Regions from separate parts of the Homo sapiens genome. Here region 1 is linked to region 2. The links are chromatin contacts, found by Hi-C or POLR2A ChIA-PET in ENCODE. All regions are on one chromosome and are shown on one strand. The core of a region is the stretch at or near the end of the contact, and the rest is flanking DNA. Distances in the headings are between cores, read along the strand shown.

What was found. Hi-C counts contacts between places; a loop is a spot of excess contacts on that map. ChIA-PET counts read pairs that join two places held with the same protein, here RNA polymerase II (POLR2A).
Region 1: a loop to region 2 is called in a map of CD14-positive monocyte, with 1.9 times the contacts of the local background. The contact joins two enhancer-like sites. A Hi-C loop is called at or near these places in 1 of 168 maps with a recorded cell type or tissue (CD14-positive monocyte). POLR2A ChIA-PET finds 5 or more read pairs at or near these places in 3 of 52 experiments (AG04450, HepG2 and WTC11).

The regions. Positions count from the first base shown.
Region 1 is chr2:69,198,753-69,204,792 of GRCh38, forward strand. All of the region lies in intron 17 of ANTXR1 (ANTXR cell adhesion molecule 1), which reads left to right. LOC124906019 (a long non-coding RNA gene) reads left to right here. Exons shown (of 2, transcript XR_007086799.1): 1 at 1-6,040. Among named protein-coding and RNA genes, the nearest start is that of MIR3126, 98 kb to the left of the region's middle. Within about 2 kb of position 1,637, at least 4 of the 41 ENCODE cell types and tissues checked have a DNase peak (open chromatin) inside an H3K27ac peak, as active enhancers do.
Region 2 is chr2:69,098,675-69,104,545 of GRCh38, forward strand. It overlaps ANTXR1 (ANTXR cell adhesion molecule 1), which reads left to right. Exons shown (of 18, transcript NM_032208.3): 10 at 4,168-4,266. It overlaps MIR3126 (microRNA 3126), which reads left to right and starts at 5,008; the gene lies at 5,008-5,081. Within about 2 kb of position 1,757, at least 7 of the 41 ENCODE cell types and tissues checked have a DNase peak (open chromatin) inside an H3K27ac peak, as active enhancers do.

The DNA.
Region 1 (6,040 bases), core at 387-2,886, 100 kb after region 2:
CTCGGTCTGTTTTTGATGGTAATGCGAATTGTCACCTTTTCTGCATCTTCCTGAGTATTTTAGTGTAGATTTGGGAAAGGCTCCTTTGGAAGCTATGGGCCATATGTTATATTAAATGAGAAGTCCTAGAAAATTATCTTGAATGCCTTGAAGTGGATGTATTAATAGAAAGTGACTTGGATTTACTCTGGGCCATCCCATTGAACAGAGCTAGCCCCATAGGTAGAAACAATGGGGAAACAAATTTCATCAGAAAGAATTGAAGGATGCAAGTTTCAACAACACAACGGGCTGCCCCAGAGACTAATGCTCCAGGTAACTAATGTTACCAAACACGGATAAGACAAATTAACCACTAGGCCAGGACACAGGGGATTCCTGTAGCAGATCAATGGTTCTCAAACTTGAGCATCAGAATCACCTAGAAGGTTTGTTAAAGCACAGCTTGCTGAACCCATGCTCGGAGTTTCTGATTCAGAAGTTCTGGGGTGGAGCCTGGGAATTAGCATTTCTAACAAACTCCCATGTGATGCTGATGCTGCTGGTCTGGGGATTACACTTTGAAAACCAGTAAGATAAGGAACCAAACAAACTTCAGAGTACCTCTCACCCTGAGAGTCTGGGGTCCTAGGCAATATTTCTATACTGCTTTGGCCACCAAGCCGCCCCTTTTCTATATTTCTCCATAGAGCACCTATTGACACAACTGGAGAATAACTAGTCTACCTTAAATCTAAATATTAAGCCTCAGTGAGTTGTGAAGAAATCTCCCATCTTCACATATTCTGTTCCTAGATTACTAATTTCAAACACAGAAACATAAGGGAATTCAGAGATCAGAGCGTGGACTCCAGTGGTTTTCAATGTGTTTGCACATTGTTATCACCTAGAGAGCTTTCAAGGTCCCCCCCTAAAGGTTCTGTTTAATTGTTCTGTGATGAGGTCTGGGCACTTATAGGATCACCTGGGAATCACAAAGCCTCCCCAGGTGATTCTAATGGGCATCTAAGGTTGAGAAGCAGTGAGGTGGTCCAATTCCCTCTTTTTCACTCAGGGCAGCATCTTCTCTTTCCTTTTTGAAACAATTTAAAGGCAACTCCCCATGTTCCTTCAGAAACCCCAAGAGTAAGATAGGCTGATCACACTCTTCATGGGCTTTTAACAGTCCCTTTCCTATCAGGAAGATGGTTAATCTAGACTGAGGCTGCCATGTCATTGCTACTGCTTGAGTAAAGAAGATGGAAAAGAGAAAATAGAACTCAGCCTCATATGTCTTTTCTGGATGGAATTCAATCATCTACCAACCAGCCTGAGCCCTCCCCAGTCACTTTTACTCCAAATCGAACTCCATCCCACTTCACGTGCTCCCAGAGAACCCACTGGGTTTGGATGTCATCTGTTTTCAGATCTGGCATCAGGAGGCCGGTACATTCCATTACTATCTGCAAGAACAAAATACTAAAGCTCACTCAGGGCTTGTTTTGCAAGCCTGGATCTCCTTGCAACCAGAAGAGACCCAGGGAAACACACACGTAAATGTACATAAACAATGTTTGAAACTCATCTGAAGCCTCAGAGGTTGTGAAATCCTCCCCAGCTGTTTCCAATAAGGGCGTGAGGCCAGTCACATGGGCACCATGTCTCCCTACTGTCGCAGAGGCGAGAATAGCCTGGGCAGGTTATCCTCCAGGAGAGAGGTTATCCTCTGCCCAGTCCTTCTAAAGCAGATAAGCCTCCTGTAGCAGGCCTCAGAGAAAGTGTCTGCACTCTTGCATTCTCTCTCCTCTCTTCTCTCTCCTTCACATTTCCTGCATTCCCTCTTTCTTCTAACCCCTTTCCTTTTTTTCTTTTCCCTGTTCACTGCCAATTTCTAAGGCCTGCCATGGCTGCTTTCCCTCAACAAAAACCAATTGCACTCCCACTAAGAATCCATTTCTGGGCTGAGCACTAGGGATATCCATTAGCAGAGGACTAAACTCTGGCTTCCAGGAGTTCATGTATGTATGTATGTATGTATGGTGTGCAAGAGAAGAGAGTGTCATGCACTGTATGAACTGCAAATGTTTACAGAAGCATAAACCCATTCACAGTAACTTGGGGTAATGATGATCTCCATTTTAAAGAACAGAAATTGAGGCTCAGGGAAAATTACTAACTTTTCCAAGGACACACAGCTGGTAAGGAGGTCTGGGGCTTGAATTTAGGACTTTCAGACTTGAAAGTCAACACTAGGGATTCCTGAACTCCTTCATGCATTCAACCCATAGTTGTTAGATGTCTTCTAAGAGCCAATGAGCACTGTATTAGTGCTTGATATTCAAGATTAATGAATGAGCCCTGTCCCTGCCCTCGAGGAACAGGGACAAACAGGAAGCTCCCAAACACTGCCTGGTGTGAAAGGCTCTGTGATGGAGCTGAGCACATGAGGTGTGGGAGCTATACCCAGGAAAGGCATCTCACCAGCCTTGGAGTCCAAATGCCTTCTTGAATGGACATTTAAGCTAAGACAAGAAGGGGGAATGGAGTTGGGGAGGTAGAATATTCTAGTGACAGGGAAGCTTGCATACAGATCTGCAGGTGAGACTGTGGCTCCTTCAGGGAGACACAAGGAGCAGGGTACAGAGGAGGACAGAGTGGGAGGCACTGAGAGGAGGGACTGTGGTGAAGAGGAACCTGAGTTGCCGGCCGTGGGAGCCTGCTCTGCCAGCCTGACGAGGCTGTACTCCACCCTGAGGACAGTAGAGACTTACTGCAAGAGTTTTAAGCAGAGGCGCAATCGGATGTGCATTTTAGAAAGGTCGCACTGGCTGCAGTGTGGACATAGCGGCAGTGAGAGAGGCTGGCACCCTGAAGTGCAGAGTGGTGGGCAAGGAAGACAGCTTGGATTCACAAGATATTGAGCAAATAATCACAGATTTGGTAACTGCCTGGGTGTAGAGGATGAGAGGGTAGAAAGTGTGAAGGAGGACCTCCAGGATTTGGCCCAAGCGACATTGCTGACTGTGCTGCCTGCCATTCACCAGGATGAGGACAGCTTTGCGAGGGAAGATGAGGACGTCACTTTTTAACTTGTGGAGTTCACAGTGCCTGTGGGACATCCAAACAAAAAGGACCTGCAGCAGGTCAGGACCAGGGGGAAGCATGAAGGCATCTAGGGCAGGAACTCTCTGGGTTGCTCACTGTCAGGGTTGTGTGAAAGTAGGGACCTGCGAGTACATGCCTCCTTAAATTTTGTGCCCTAGACACCTCGCATGCCTCACCCTAGTCAGGGGGCAGTTTTGCTCCAGTGAGAGTTTTGGGCTGCAGGCAAAGATCTGAGAGTCATTGGCCATGGCAGTTGAGACCAATGTGACTAGAGGGGAAACCAGGGAGAGGGGTAGAGAGAAGAAGTTAAGCACTGAACCCTGAGGGTCACATCCTTTAAGTCAGGGTGGAGAAAAGAAATAGAGCAAGAAGACGACTAAGAAGGACCAGCCAAGAGAAAGAGAAGTTGTAAGAGGAAAGTCTGGGGTCATGGAAGCCAAGGGAAAATAATACATTATGGAGGAGGGTGGAGTGTCAAGTGATGGGAAATTAAGATGCAAACTGAGAGCAATCATCTAATAAGATTAGCAGTAAGGAGGTTATGGTGCCCTTAGTGACCCGAGCTCTGTGGGATGATGGGGTTGGGAGCAAAGCTTAACAAACAATGGGAGGGAGAGCCAAGGCAGTAGCTGGAGGAGATCTAGAATTGGAAAGAGTTCTTTGTCTTAGTAAGACTTGAGCGTGATTAAGTGCGTGTGGCAGAGATCCAGTAGAGGAAGGGGTTGAAGACAAGAACTCACTGTTAGACTGCAGGAACTCTTAGGAGAAGGGGTTGGAGGGCTTAGGAGGAAGTGCCAGTCCTCCTTAGTGACATGGGTTGTAGATCCCAGGTATGAGTGAGAGGGCAGGAAGTGAGGACATCCCTGTGGGAAGTGATGGGCTCTGTTCTCCCTGTGATGTGGCTGGAGGAGTGGAGGAGCTGGAACTGGAGCTCCTGGAAACAGCCACACCTTGGGAACCCCATTGCTCCTATGCTGGCAGCACTTCTCCACATTCCAGAGTGAATGTCTCAGGATTAAATAAAATGGTAGGTATAAATAATTTGAAAAGATGGGAGCTTATTTTCTTCCCTTCCTTCTCCCTGAAAACTGCCATTGATTTCAGAGAATTTTAATTACCTCTTAACCTGTAGGAAAAACTTTTTCTCAGAATTATTTTATGTTCAAACCAGCAATGACCAAAAGAACCAAGTTATCTACATATTGAAGTCTTACATGAAAGTCGTTTTTCTTGCACAATAAACAATTAAGTTTACATTAGCTCTTTATGTTGTGTAAATGGACATCTTCAGAATTCCTATCTGACACCAGGTATAAGGTCCCAACAGATCTGGAGGGAAAGTCTCCTGACCTTTTATAAATTTTTGTAAGAAACGGATCATTTTAAGAAAAAGGAAGAAAAAAGAGCAAATTATAGGAAATGTTCCTAGAGGGTGTGATTTATTCTGGCACAGCCATCTTCCCTGGATGTTTGAATTCTCTGTAGTATTCATTCAGTTCTCACCCTTGGAAGCCTCTCCTTTGCTGTCTCATTGGAGGGGGACATGAGTACTTAGAATTTTTGGCTGAGTTAGCTGAATTTAAGGAATAAAAAGTTCAAAACACTCTCTGTCCACAGCAAAAACCAACTGTACCCAAAACCTGCAAAGTTAACTTTTTTCAGAGATGTTAAACCCAAAGTTGATGCTGCAAAATATACCATCTTGGGATTTTTTTTGCACCAACTTCTTTCTCCCATGGTAGGAACTGTCTCTGAGTAAATACGTATGAAAGCAATTGCTATGGTTGAGCAATCTTCCTCTCCCTCTCTCTTTCCCCCTCCCTCTCCCTCTCTTCCAATCCTCACAATCTGATCCCCCTTTTTCCACAAGCATTACACACTCACATTCACACACATTCCTCCTCCTCCTTATTATCACCATCATCATCATCATCATCATCATTTTGTAGCTTCTTTCAATTTCAACTTGTAGGACTTTCAACTTCAGATTGTCTCATCTCCCAAACAGCTGCAACAACAGAAGGTCGAGTCCTGGAATCAGGTTGCAAATAGCAAACAGAGAAGTAAATGCTAAGGCTGAACCAGACAGGGATGGGAATAAAGCAACCCTGTTCAAATTCTCCGACCTCATTTTTTCCCTTCCAAACAAAATCAGGATTGAGGGAGGTAGGGATTAGCTCTAGGGTCAGAATTTTACCCAAGTGTGTAATATTTTAGGAGGTTTGCTACTTTGTCTAAGCATGATGATCATGTCTAGCCACTTGGCTTCTGCGGGCCTGCTCCTCCAGCTGATGGCACCAAAAAAGATCATCTCGAGGGACATTCAGCATCTCCGTGATGGGCCTCAATTAAGAATCATCAGAATCCATGCTGGTGGGAAGTTCTGTTCTGGCCAGAAAGTATTGGGTTAGATTATAGATGGCAAAATCTGACCTAGGAAATAGGCTTTTGAACAGTGTGGGGAAGAGCCAGCCTGCTATAAAACATCCACACACACCCATCTTCGTTCAGCATCTCCATGACCACCCCAACTCAACCTGACCCTCAGTCTCGGAGTTGGACTGGCAGTTCCTCATAATCCCAGACCCTTCATTTTAGAGGCACCAAAGCTGAGGTCTGGAAAGGTGGTCTGGAGAGATTCCCGAGCCCTCCCAGGTCCATTATCTTATCTGTTCCCCATCACCTTCTTACTTTATCCTCTTTTTAATATAGGAAAGATGAGGCTCAGATAAGATCTCTGCTCTTTTCAAGGTCACAAAGAGTGTTGGTGGAAATGGCAAGACTGGAAACCCACCAGCTCGACACTGCCTGGCTCTCCTTGAGTCCTCACCCCAGGCCATGAGAGGAGGATAAGCATCCAGACTCAGCCTTATCTCTTGAGGAGAAGGCAGAGTTAGTCCTTGCCGCCCAATCCCTTCCCTTCCTGTCCTCCTACCTCTTCCCACCTCCCAGTACC
Region 2 (5,871 bases), core at 507-3,006:
AAAATCACCCTTTTAAAAGGTACAATTCAGGCCAGGCGTGGTGGCTCACACCTGTAATCCCAGCATTTTGGGAGTCTGAGGCAGGTGGATCACTTGAGGTCAGGAGTTTGAAACCAGCCTGGCCAACAGGGTGAAACCCCGTGTCTACTAAAAATACAAAAATTAGCCCGGTGTACTGGCACATGCCTATAATCCCAGCTACTCCGGAGGCTGAGGCAGGAGAATAGCTTTAACTTAGGAGGCGGAGGTTGCAGTGAGCCAAGATCACGTCACTGCACTCCAGCCTAGGTGATAGAGTGAGACTGCGTCTAAATAAATAAAGTACAATTCAGTGGTTTTTAATGTATCACAAAGTTGTACAACTATAATAACTATCTAATTCCAGAATATTTTCATCACTCCAAGAAGAAACCCTATACCCATTAAGCAGTTATTCCCCCATTTCTCCCTCCCTCCAGTCCTGGCAGCCACCAATCTACTTTCTGTCTCTGTAGATCTGCGAATCTGGACATACCTTATAAAGGGAGTCATGCAATATGTGGCTTTTGTGTCTTGCTTCTTTTATTTAGCATAATGTTTTCAAGGTTCATCCATGTCATAGCATGTATGAGAATTTGATTTCTTTTGATGGCTCAATAATATTCCATTGTATAGAAATACCATACTTATCAGTTGATGAACATTTAGGTTATTTCCATTTTTTGGCTGCTTTTAATAATGCCACTGTGACCGTTAATATGTAAGTTTTTGTGTGGATATAACTTTCAATTCTCTTGGGTATATGTCTAGGAATGGAATTTGGGGGTCATAAGGTAACTGTGTTTAACTTTGTAGAAGAACTGCTAAACTATTTTTCAAAGAGGCCACAGCATTTTACATTTCCACCAGAAATGTATGTGGGTTATAATTTCTTCACCAGCAGATGCCATTGTCCATCTCTTTCTCTTCAGCAATCATAGTGAGTATGAAGTGATATCTCCATATGGTTATGGTTTGTACTTCCATGTGACTAATGATGTTGAACATCTTTTCATTCATGGACCTTATTAAGCCTCAGAAAATAAACAGGATTAGACCTGGTTGGGACCTGAATAAATGATCACCCTATCCTTCCCCTTTATTCTCTTTCTATGCCAAGATATGTTATTTATTCAATCACTCAATGAGCTCATCCTGAGACTGACTCAGTCCTGGGTTAAGGCACAACCCAGCATTCAGAAGAAATAGAAATCTTGGCCTCTGCCATCAGGAAGCTTTCAATGTAATTGGGAATAACAGTGACAAAAGAATATAGATCTTAAGGAAACCTTAAAGGATAGATAACTTAAAAGATTAAATCAAAGACCATTTTCAGGTGGAAAATTCCTCCCTAAAGCCCTGCAATCTTGAGGTACTTCTTATAGGAGCTGTAAGCCAACATACAAGTTGCCTAAAAACACAGCTGTACATATTTTGAAAGGTGGGTTCAGGGCTTTGTAGATTAGTGGAGTTAAATCACTATGTCCTGGTTCTAATGTGTCCTGGTTTTCACTTACTGGCAGATTCATTCGAAAGGGTTTTGTTACATAACGTCTATGTGTGAAGAGCTGACATTCTAGTCAGGCTGCTGGGCCAGATGTTTGAGCTCTTCTGGTAACCAAATGTGTGCACTAACACAGAAACCCTATCAGGCAGGATGGGAGCTCGCCTCTGCCCTGGTGCACTCCCCAGAGCATCATTTCCTCCACCGTCTCCCCCTGGCCTAGGGGGTTAAATTGTTTGGTTTCCACCATTGCCACATCATGGATTCCTGCTGTCTTTCTTCCTAAACTCCCTGAGGTGGGGCCAAGCAGACATGCAGGCAGCCTCTTTTATAGAGGATTTAGCAACTCAACTGGTAATGTTAGAACATGGTGTTAGAGAATAGAGTTTGGCATGTGGCCTGCATTTCCACAGTCTTCTCTTCCTCTGCTGATCTTTGAGGAAACAAGAGAAGTAGGCACAGAAGTGAGGCAGAAAACATTTGGAATCAGCAAAAACATCAAACAACAGATGTCTGTATGTCTGGCATTCAAAATGGACACAGAAATAGGTTTCTATAGGCTTAACTGAGCAAATAAGAGAAGATAAGATTCTTCTACAAGTGCTTGACACGTACTAAATTGCTTATTGAGCCAACCAAGGAATCTGTCAGATGCCTGACAGACATCTAGAGAAAACTACTAAGCCCATCTTTCTAAACGTAGCAATTGTGCATTTGCATCAACGTGTATGTATAAATCCTTCATAGTCATAGGACTTATGCTCCTGAAAAAACCATAGGCCCGTCACCTTAGCTTTTGGATATGAGTCCCAGTTTTTCTGCTTTACTAATGACATGACTCTGAGCAAGTCATTCAAAATGTCACAGTCTCCATTTCCTTATTGTGAAGGCCTCTTATACTTCTAAAAAGCATTCTTTTCTAACTTATACTCCTTGTGGCACATGTAGTGTCTCTGTATTCTTTTACTTAAATTTCAGTTTCTTGCTTCACATCCAGGCCTGTTCCACTTTTCTGCAAAATGAGCAAACCTGCCTAAAATTAAAATAAAATAAGCTTTAAAAAAAATCACAACTTCAACTCCTAAATGACTCATCTGTCAGAAGGCAGTGAGTCCCCCTTTTCGCATGGTGGTTCAGAAGCTAATGGCTGAGTTCTAAGGGCATGGCATTTGGTGCCTAACAGACCTCGATTCCAGTTCTGATTCTGACAAGTTACCAGCTGTGTGATCTTGGACACATTACTTAACTTCACTAAGATCAGTTGTCTCATCTGTACCTCCCCAGGCTGTGGTGAGGTTTAAATGACATCAGACATGTACAATATTTCACAGAGGGCCTGGCTCACATTGAGGGAGCAATTAGCATTAGTTATTATTGTCTTGGCAAACATGGCCTCTAAATTAGTTTCCTGGGACTGAAGGTGGCATATACTCATGACATTTATTAAGCTTCGAGAGTCCCATATACTAATTCTCTAATTTCATTATTCCTCCAACAACAAGTCTACATTTAGATGGCAATGTACTGTGTAAGATCCATATTCACAAACATTGCATTTTTTCCTCTGACCTTCAGTCTATTTCTCTTGTGATATGCCACATAGCATTATCCCGAGCCCCAATTTTTAGATACAAAAGGATGATAAAAGTGAAATAAAGTGGAACACTGACCATTAGATACCAACAAACTTAAGCAAATATTCCCAAACATTTAGCCAACTAATTATTGGGTTTTTTCCATGGTAGGAGTATGGTAAAGGAGAGTTGTTTTTACTTAATAACGATTTTATTCATGTGCATTAATCAAACATACATTATGCCAATGAGAAATTAATATGCAGGCCAGGCAAGATATATGATCTCTTCTATGCAGAGACAAATGAGTACTACACTGAGGGGCTGATATCAATTCAAGTAGGTAGTGCTTGGCAACTGACCACTGCTAAGAAAGACTTTGATTCATTCCTAAGTACAATTATTCCTACCTAGCCTATGTACTGTTACTGTGTGCCCAGTAGAGATAGGAATGCCATAGTGGTATCAAACAACTCCTGACCTAAAGGAATGTTTCTCCAGCTGGGGAAGAAAAGACAAGAGAACACCACCAGACCATACATAATGACAGTCCTACATTGTTCAGGACTAGCTGTGAATGCCCTAAGGCAGTGACTTTCTAAAATGTAGGCACCGTGGGCTCTTAAGAAATCCTTTCAGGGGAGTACAATGTGCAAAACAGACACAGAGGAGGTGAGTTGATTAAAGAGGAAGTGGAGGACCCCTCCCCTGTGGCTCCCTCCGGCTACTGAGATCACAGATTTTCAAACTGCCTGGATTTGAAAACTGGCTAAGATTTGAATGGACAGAGAGGAGGGAGGAAGGTGTTCTGCGTTAGGAGGACCAGTAAGCCCAAAGGTAAAAGGGTGGGAATTCAAATAAGAAGTGATAGGCCCTTCTTGGGACACCTAGTGAGGATGCACTGGTAAGTAGTGAAAGGAACCCACCTGGTTGCTTTTGGTGTTCAACCTAAATTAATTTTTGAATATTTTAAGCCTGGTGAAATAGTGAACAAATGCTCTAAATCAGGGCAGATGCGAAGCTTAAGGTTATTGGCCAAGTAACGAGTCTCGTCATTATTCTTTATTTCAGAGTCATTTCAAGTTGTCGTGAGAGGAAACGGCTTCCGACATGCCCGCAACGTGGACAGGGTCCTCTGCAGCTTCAAGATCAATGACTCGGTCACACTCAGTAAGTCCTTGCAGAGTCCATGGGTTTCTTCGACAAGTGGCTTCAAGGAAGGGAATTCCCACCCTTGTCTTCCAGCAAGGCCACACACATGAAACCAGCAGAAAAGAGTCTTATTTGCTGGAAAGACCCCCAGCAAGGGCATAGTGAGCCCTTACAGTGGTTCCAGTCAGAAAAGGCACCACTTGGGTGGGCACAGCCCCATGGGTGTCCAGCTTGGTAAGCAGAGCAAGGCTGGACTTGAGTCCCCGTCCTCCACAAAACACAGAGCCACAAGCCCCAGCCCTGCAGCAGCCCTCCGGAAGCAGCGGGGCACTGGTTTCCTTGTCCCCTGCCATCTACCGAGTGGCTCACTCTCAGGTGGGAGTGCTGGTGATGGTTAATTAGGACTGCAGAAACATGAGCCTCCTTAACAAAGTATTGGGACTCTTAAGGGTAAGTGTGAAAAAGGAATGGTCTAAATGCATTAATCTTGAATAAACCGAAAACCAAACCATTAGGCTTGCACATGTAGATTCTGCAGCTTTTTTCAATCTGGATGATTCTTGCGTGGAGTAGCCAAGAAACTCTCATCGTGGTGAATATCTTACATGAAATACAGGAATATGGAGTAAAACTAAGTGCATTTCATGAGAAAAAATGAATTATCATAACATTGGCTTCTTCACAAGACATTTGTAGCAGTCAAGTTCCTAATTTAAAGATGTACGTGATTCATGTGGTTGACCAGGAGAGATGGGGAAGATGATTATATGAGGGACAGATGCCAGAAGCACTGGTTATGATTTGCATCTGGCATCCGTCACACAGATAATTATTTATTCCACATCTGCAGTGATAACTGTCATAATATACTGCATTTTCTGTAATGCTATGTACCTTCTAAATGCTTCACATCTTTTTGCTACAACAGCCCTGAGAGGTAAAGAGAGCAAGGAGGACAGGAGGACACACATTTGTTGACTAATCACTCACACTAGTTTTCTCCTCCTGATAGCCTATTTTTTTTTTTTTTTTGGAGACTGAGTTTTGCTTCTGTTGTCCAGGCTGGAGTACAATGGCACGATCTCAGCTCACTGCAACCTCCGCCTCCCAAGTTGAAGCGATTCTCCTGCCTCAGCCTCCTGAGTAGCTAGGATTACAGGTGTGCATCACTACACCCAGCTAATTTTTTGTATTTTTAGTAGAGATGGGTTTCATCATGTTGGCCAGGCTGGTCTCGAACTCCTGACCTCACATGATCCACCCGCCTCGGCTTCCCAAAGTGCTGGGATTACAGGTGTGAGCCACCACACCCAGCTCCTCATAGCCTTTTGAAGGAGGTTATCTTGTTTTTAAAGAAGAAGAATTGAAGGGCTATGGATATTTCCTTCTTGACATCATAAAACCCACTTTAGTAGTTAAACAGACACATGCTGTGTCTTCCTCACAAACATCTGGAATTCCTGGCCTTGGAGTAATTCCAAACATTAGAAACATTCGGTTAGTTTTCTTAATATTTGGAAATGCTCTCACAGATCCAAAAAGTACGTGCTATTTGAAAACATTCTGAAATATCCCTGAGTAGTCACAGTGTGAAAGTTGGACGTGTGCCCCCAGCAGAGTTCT